Linked DNA regions of Homo sapiens: regions 1 and 2 are each linked to region 3. Evidence: chromatin loops called from intact Hi-C (ENCODE). Cell type or tissue: GM12878. All regions are shown on one strand.

The links. Peaks named below come from ENCODE experiments on the same cell type or tissue, not always from the same donor. Only the 100,000 strongest peaks of a DNase experiment are listed, where the experiment ranks them.
Region 1: it touches region 3 in a loop (9-fold over the local background); 14 of 110 quality-filtered maps call a loop at or near these places.
Region 2: a loop joins it to region 3, with 10 times the contacts of the local background. A loop is called at or near these places in 51 of 110 quality-filtered maps.

Annotation. Positions count from the first base shown.
Region 1 is chr7:125,315,147-125,317,646 of GRCh38, forward strand. All of the region lies in intron 3 of LOC101928283 (a long non-coding RNA gene), which reads left to right. Among named protein-coding and RNA genes, the nearest start is that of LINC02830, 160 kb to the left of the region's middle. In GM12878, a CTCF peak has its summit at 1,537; no DNase peak of the experiment used is centred here.
Region 2 is chr7:125,670,050-125,672,549 of GRCh38, forward strand. No RefSeq gene overlaps it. Among named protein-coding and RNA genes, the nearest start is that of LINC02830, 520 kb to the left of the region's middle. In GM12878, a CTCF peak has its summit at 1,126 (motif pointing left); no DNase peak of the experiment used is centred here.
Region 3 is chr7:125,061,263-125,063,762 of GRCh38, forward strand. The region is part of intron 3 of POT1-AS1 (POT1 antisense RNA 1); the gene reads left to right. Among named protein-coding and RNA genes, the nearest start is that of LINC02830, 91 kb to the right of the region's middle. In GM12878, no CTCF peak of the experiment used is centred here; a DNase peak (open chromatin) is centred at 950.

The DNA of each region.
Region 1 (2,500 bases), 250 kb after region 3:
CCCACTGGGTCCCCTTCCATGCTGTGGAAGCTTTGTTCTTTCATTCTTCACAATAAATCTTGCTGCTGCTCACTCTTTGGGTCTGCACTACCTTTATGAGCTGGAACACTTACCGCGAAGGTCTGCAGCTTCACTCCTGAAGCCAGCAAGACCACGAACCCACTGGGAGGAATGAACAACTCTGGATGCGCCACTTTCAAGAACTGTAACACTCACTGAGAAGGTCTGCAGCTTCACTCCTGAAGTCAGCGAGCCCACGAGCCCACTGGGAGGAATGAAAAACTCTGGACACACCACCTTTAAGAGCTGTAACACTCACTGCGAAGGTCTGTGGCTTCACTCCTGAAGTCAAGCGAGACCACAAACCCACCGAAAGGAAGAAACTCCAGACACATCTGAACATCGGAAGGAACAAACTCCGGACACACCATCTTTAAGAACTATAACACTCACTGCGAGGGTCTGCGGCTTCATTCTTGAAGTCAGCGAGACCAAGAACCCACCAGAAGGAACCAATTCCGGACACAACTTTACTCCTATCTTGTAGTCCCTATCACCCCCATTAGTTGCAAATGTACATTATGGACTTTCTATAGCATCTCTCCTATTCGGTGATTTTGTGTCCCCATACTGTGAGCTACCCTAAATCTCTCCTCTGCATTTCAGATATTTTCTCCTTGGTCTATCAGTCTCTTATCTTTGGCAAATGTCAGAAGGGAAAAACCGGGATGAAGTGTATGTTTCACTTCCCTGTTACTCTTTCTTGGGCATCTCAGTTCTTTAAGTGCTGGATACCTTGGCAGTCCCAAATTTAATATTTGGCTCTGAGTTTTTCAGAGACTGCTTTGAGTTCTGCTGGCATTTTTCATCTTTTAGCAAAGGTCCTTTACATCACTTCTCAGTCTTTTCCCCGTAGTAACAATTGCTAAGAATCCCAAGGGCAAAAGTGGCATGAAGAGGAAAAGCAGCCATGAAGGGGCAGGGCAAGATGGCTGAATAGAAGCACCCACTGATCATCATCCCCCACAGGAACTTAAAATTTAACAACTATCTACACACACACAAAAACATCTTCATAAGATCCAAAATCAGGTGAGCAATTACAGTACCTGGTTTTAAGTTCATATTGCTAAAAGAGGCACTGAAGAGGGTAGGAAAGACAGTCTTGAATCACCAGTGTCACCCGTTGCCCATTCCCTGGCAATGGCATGGTGTGAAGAGAGAATCTGCTTGAGGGAGGGAGAGTACAGAGATTTTGGGACTTTGCATTGAACCCAGTGCTGCCTGTCACGAAGAAAGCAAAACTGAACTGAATTTAGCCAATGCCATGCTTGGAGTGAGCATTTAGATCAGCCCTAGCCAGTGATCAGAACTTGAGTTTCAGCAACCCTCACCACTGCAGACTGAAGTGCTCTGGTGTGGTAAATAACTGTAAGAGGCAGGGTATGACATAAGGACTGCAACTCCTAGGCAAGTCTCAGTGCAGTGCTGGTCTCAAAGCCAGTAGAGCTGGGGGACATGTGGCCTAGTGAGACACCATGTGGAGGAGAAAAGGCAGCGCTTGCATCACCCTTCCCCCAGTCTCAGGTAGTGAAGCTCACAGCAATGAAAGTGACACTTTCCTTGTCCTTAAGAAGAGGGGAGGAAAGAGTAAAGAGGACTTTGTCTTGCATCTTGCGTCTTGGATACCAGCTCAGCCACAGTAAGATAGGGCACTGGGCATGGTTATGAGGCCCCGATTACAGGCCATAGCTTCTGGATGACACACACTCTGGGCCAGAAGGGAATCTGCTGCCTTGAAGGAAAGGACCCAGTTCTTGCAGGATTTATTAAATGCTTACTAAAGATTCCTTGGGCCCTGAATAACCAGCAGTAATACCTGGGTAGTACACTGTGGGCTTTGAGTGAGACTCTGAGACCTGCTGGCTTCAGGTGAGACCTGGAACAATCACAGTTGTGGTGGCTATGAGGAAAGACTCTTTCTGCTTGAGAAAAGCAGAGGACAAGGAAAAGGGTACTTTGTCTTGCACCTTATGTAGCAGCTTGGGTACAGCAGGGTAGAATATCAAGCAAGCTCTTGGGGTCCCCTATTCCAGGCCTTCATTCTTGAACAGCATTTCTTGATCTGTCCTGCAGAAAAATGACTATTTTACTTCAGCCAGAACGAGATGTAATAAGAGGTGGTCTTACATATGAATATAGAAAGAATGGCCAGAATATGTAGAAAGTTTTGTTATTTTTAAATGCCAGTATTGTTTTTTTACCCTTGCAACTAGATTATACAGAGATTTGATGACCTAGCATCTCCTCAGTAACATTTCTCATATTGAGTCTATAATGCTGTCTTTTAAATTTTATATTTAAAAACAATTTTTTGGCATCTCACTAAGTTATTCCATCTGCTATGTGCTTCAGGTATCTGAGTAAAGTGCGTAGAATTAGTACAAAGAAATCAAGAATTAAAAAAGAAAAAGAAAACAGCATTATAGGAGAGCAGCTT
Region 2 (2,500 bases), 610 kb after region 3:
AAAAGCTTCATTGCAAGTAATTAGAGCACATTATGTGTAATCACTTGCCAAATTTCATGTTTTAAATCAATCATTTTTTGTGTTCATATGTTTGAAGTAATTTCAGAAGTAAATAATCACAGAGCCCCGCAAATGAGGTAATATGGTAAAACAAATATAGCAAAGTATTTTAAGAAAGCAATAGACTAAAGCAGAATCCCTTCTGTGAGCTACCTGGCATCTTTACACTAGTTGGAGGTATCGGGTAAATAACATCTTTACAAACAACTTGTGTATGAGTGAGGTTCCTGGAAAATATTTACTTTTACTTTATTTTTCTAAGAAAGCAACTTACATTCATTGCCTTCTTTCAAAACAAATTTGATCTATTGTGTCACTAGATATTTGTTCCTAATTCATTAAATTATACTTTGATTATAACTTCACTTTTTCCTACTGTACTTGTATATACTATTAGATACATTTATTCTCAATATGCATCTTTTGATGTATGGCTTTGTAATATTTATTTTGACACTAGCAGTTTATAATACTTAATAGATTATAACTATAGATGAGCAGTCAGTATTTGCATCTTGCATATTATGTGTTTTATTCCAATTTACCTGGTATATACTACATATAGTTACTATTCAATAAACATTTATTTTTGATGTAGATTGCAAGGAGAATGTCAGTCATAAGTCAATTAGAGAATACAGAGAGGTTGTACTTAAAGCTTAATTGAAGTATAAAGCATAACAATAAGAACATGTTCGAAACGATTGCTACATCACCCTTTGAGAGAATGATAACCACTGAGGATTAGAATATTAGACTTTATTTACACTTAAGCATGCTTGGACTGTAAAGAAACACTTTCTTATATATGGGACACTCAAGGGTACATGTAGACACATACCCTTATTGACAGGGTACATGTAGACATATCTGCCGTCCTGCAAATATCCCAGTGAAAAAATATTTAGTTCACCTGCTCATGGAAAATATCAGTGTCCTTTGAGACTTTTGTCACCATAGGACTGTTCTTACTGATTTTGTGGTTTATTCTCTTGAAAGATAAAAAGCAACAACAAAAAACAGGCCTAAAACTTAACATGATTCAAGGTTGCTATTGCCCCCTGGTGTGTGGAATAAGTAAGTACAAATTTTCTCTGGAGTTAGGATTCCTAATCCATTTTCCTCTGAATTCCCAAAGATTTAATTTAGCCAAATATGAGCCATCATTTATAAATCATAAAAATACATAAATATGGCTGGTCTTCTGTAATAACATTAATAAAGTTTTAAACTTTCCTCAATGGTAATCTTGTACAATTTTTTGTTAAAATTTTTTCTTTATTTTCTTGAGATACCCCTGTAGGATGATCACAATTTTGACATTTATTCTCAAATCTATGCTATATTCACAATACTTGCATAATCAGAAGTCAAAATAAAAATTTAAGTCATTAAATATTTTAGTTATTGGAATTTTTTCATTTATGATCAAGAACAATATAGGAAAGCTCATCATTATTATTTCTGGACAATGTATGACCAGAAAATCCACTTTATATACTATAATATGACAAAAAGAAGAGTTAAATGGATTTAAAAAAATAACTTACAATATCATTATTTTTCATAAGTGATATGCCCAGATACATAGAAAAGCACAATCAATTTTAGGTAGTTAAGGAATTTTGCTGGATCAATATATAAAATCCACTTTCATTTATAAGGCAGTATTAATTAATGACAATAATTTAAAATGAAATTCTGTTTCTAATAGCAACAAAAAGTATAGTTCTATCAGTTATTTATTACTACAGTATAAATTAATTTTACATAAAAACAATAAAAATAACAGCAAATCAAACTAAAAAAGTATTAATATATATATATCATTACAAAGTGGGATATTTGTTATGAGTATGTGAGGATGGCTCAATTTTTAAAAATTCAGTGTAATCCACCACATCAACAGAATACAGAAATGAAATTACATAGTTATATTAAATTGAGGCAGAAAAAGCATTTGACAAAATTTGACAGCCATTCATGATTAAAAACTTCAGCAAACTTGGAATAGAGTAAACTTCCTCAGCTTGATAGAGAATATCTGCAAAAACCTTCAGCCCTTATCATGCTTCATTATGAGAAGCTAGATAATTACCCCTAAAAATGAAAATGGGCAAGATGTCTTCTGTTACTATATCTATGGAACATCATATGGTGATCTTAACTAGTGGAATAAGACAATAAAAATAAATAGAAGGTGTGAAGATAAGGAAAAGGACATAAAACTGTCTCTGTTTATAGAAGACATGTTTGACCATGAGGAAAATACCTCCCAAATCAGATTTACGGGTATAGTAAAGAAACATAGACATGTAATTATATATGTATGTACTCACTTGGTGTTATTTCCCATCCTCAACATATATTGAGGAACTTATAATCAGGAAAAGTATTAATTGTTTTTCAATTTGAAACATGCCATATCTTCCCCTAATAA
Region 3 (2,500 bases):
GCCCCGCATACATTAGGTATTTGTCCTAATGCTCTCCCTCCCCTTGCCCTCCACCTCCCTGGCAGGCCCTGGTGTGTGATGTTCCCCTCCTTTTGTCCATATGTTCTCATTGTGCAGCTCCCACTTATGAGTGAGAACATGTGGTGTTTGGTTTTCTGTTCCTGTGTTAGTTTGCTGATAACGATGGTTTCCAGCTTCATCCATGTCCCTGCAAAGGACACGAACTCATACTTTTTTATGGCTGCACAGTCTTTTCTTTATAGTACATAGCTGGATCGTTACTCATTATGTTTATTGAGTTCCTTCTATGGGCAGAATATCTGTAAAGTATTCAGAACTAAAGGAGGCTTTTAAAAGTAAATAGAAAGCAATGCTTTTGAGAAATAGCCACTTAATTAGTGAGATTGAATCAACATATTCAGGCAAGCAGTAGCAAAAAAAAAAAAACCCCACATTTTATAGAACTAAGTAATATAATGTAAAATAATTGTGGGATGGATTAGTGCCTGTTTGATTTCTGATCAATGCTTTTGTTAGAATGTTTTTTTAAGAAAAGCCTAAATATGCTGTTTAAGACTGATAAAAATCTTACCATGTAGATACTATTATCCTTACTTTTTGATAAATGAAGAAACTAAATCCTGCAGAGGTTGACTAATCTACCCACTCACACAGCTAATAGGCCATGGGACAGGATTTGGATTTAGATCCATTCTGTCTCCAGAGCCTGAGCACTCTCCACTATGCCAAACAGAACTCCAAAACCCTTTCAAGACACACCTGGCTCCAAGCTTGAGCTCACACTCATTTTGTTTGTCTCCTAAAGTGAAATTTTAGGTTGCCTGTCTTGACTCTCTTCAGATAAAAATCCCTCAGAAAATTTTTTAGAGTCAGAGTTGAGATTGATTTCTGTGATTCATTTGTCACTGTGAAAAGAGATTAGGGCTGAAAGAAAGTGACTCATATGATGGCTCATGTTCACTGCAGCATGACTGGCAGCTTCTAGAACAGAAAAACAGACTTCTCCTTTTCTTTGGGGAGTAAGCAGCACGGGGAAATTTTATTCAGTAAAGCTGATGACAATTTTCCTTTAAATTGGACACGAATTCTCCTAGGAACACTGCATAGTAATATTCCTATGCCCATAAAATTTCAAGATAATCTTTTCGAAAAAGAAGTACATTCGTTTTTTTGACAACTGTTTACATTATTTTTTATCTCATCGAATAATTTCTACAAAATTATATTACACTAGGCTTTTAGAAAAGAGAATTTGCTCTCTAAAGACTCTGAAAACAGAACAATGAAATATCCCTTCCCTTAATTCGACCCATTCCTTCTAGTATTACTAATTAAATAAGTTAGTTCTCAATTGTCCTCAGATTGTATATGTGATTTGAAATTTCTTTAGAATTTACTAGTTTGTTAATTATTTCTAAATGGATATATTATTATTAGAAAGTGTCTTATTTATTTTATCTAGACTAGTTTTGATTCCTAGTTTCTAACAGATGAAGCCAAAACCAGTTTGGGGTAATAATTCATGATTACTCTAGAAACTATATCTAAGTCATTGACCAAACTATCTGTTAATCAAGTTATAGTTAAGAAATGCAGAGGCTTTTCAAGTTATGAATAAATCTGTATTGAAAGACAGTAACTCTGAGGAGTTGAAACAAAACTTTGGAGTCAGATAAAACTGAGCACAAATCACAGTGATAAGTTAGATGTTACTTAAATTCCCTCAGCTTTGTTTTCTTCTGATCAGTTTCTCTAAAGATTTTTTTAAAAAATTAAATGGGATTACATATGTGTGTGGGGGGGTATTGTATCTACATTATTTAGCTTACTATTTGGTACTTAGTAAGTGCTCAAATGGTAACTTGTTGTTTTATTTTTTTTTCTTTTGATGTTTTTCAAGTCTTCATCCTCAGTCCTTTCATTAAAGATGTGCTCAGTTTCTTATATTACGTAGAGAATGGCCAATTATCTATTGTCAGGATAATGCTGTCTAACAAACAACTAAAACATTCAGTGACATACAGCAATAGATGTTTTTGCTTACCAGTCCTTGATTTGGTGACCTAGTCTTGGCAGAACGCATTTCTATTGCTGGGAACAGGATTCTTTAGGACTATTTCATTTGGGTCATCTTGTCTCTGATTCGCATGTTCTCTCAACCTTCAGCTAATCCATCCTGGACTGGTTCTCTTCCAAGAAAGAGTATGAGGAAGTGGGCAAGGTTATTGAGGCTGAGGTTTGGATGGCCAAATTCTCTACCTCATGAAGGAAGAAGCTGAAAAGTCACAGGACGAAAGATGTGGACAGAGAAAAAGGTAGAGAATTGGGGCTATTTTTACAATTAAACTTCCATAAATATAAGAAGATGAGGTGGGACTTCTTGAAGAAGATGTTTTATTAGGGTTCTTCAGAGAGACAGAACTAATAATATATATTGTGACCTTATATATTGTTTATATCTTATATATTATTGGTTCTG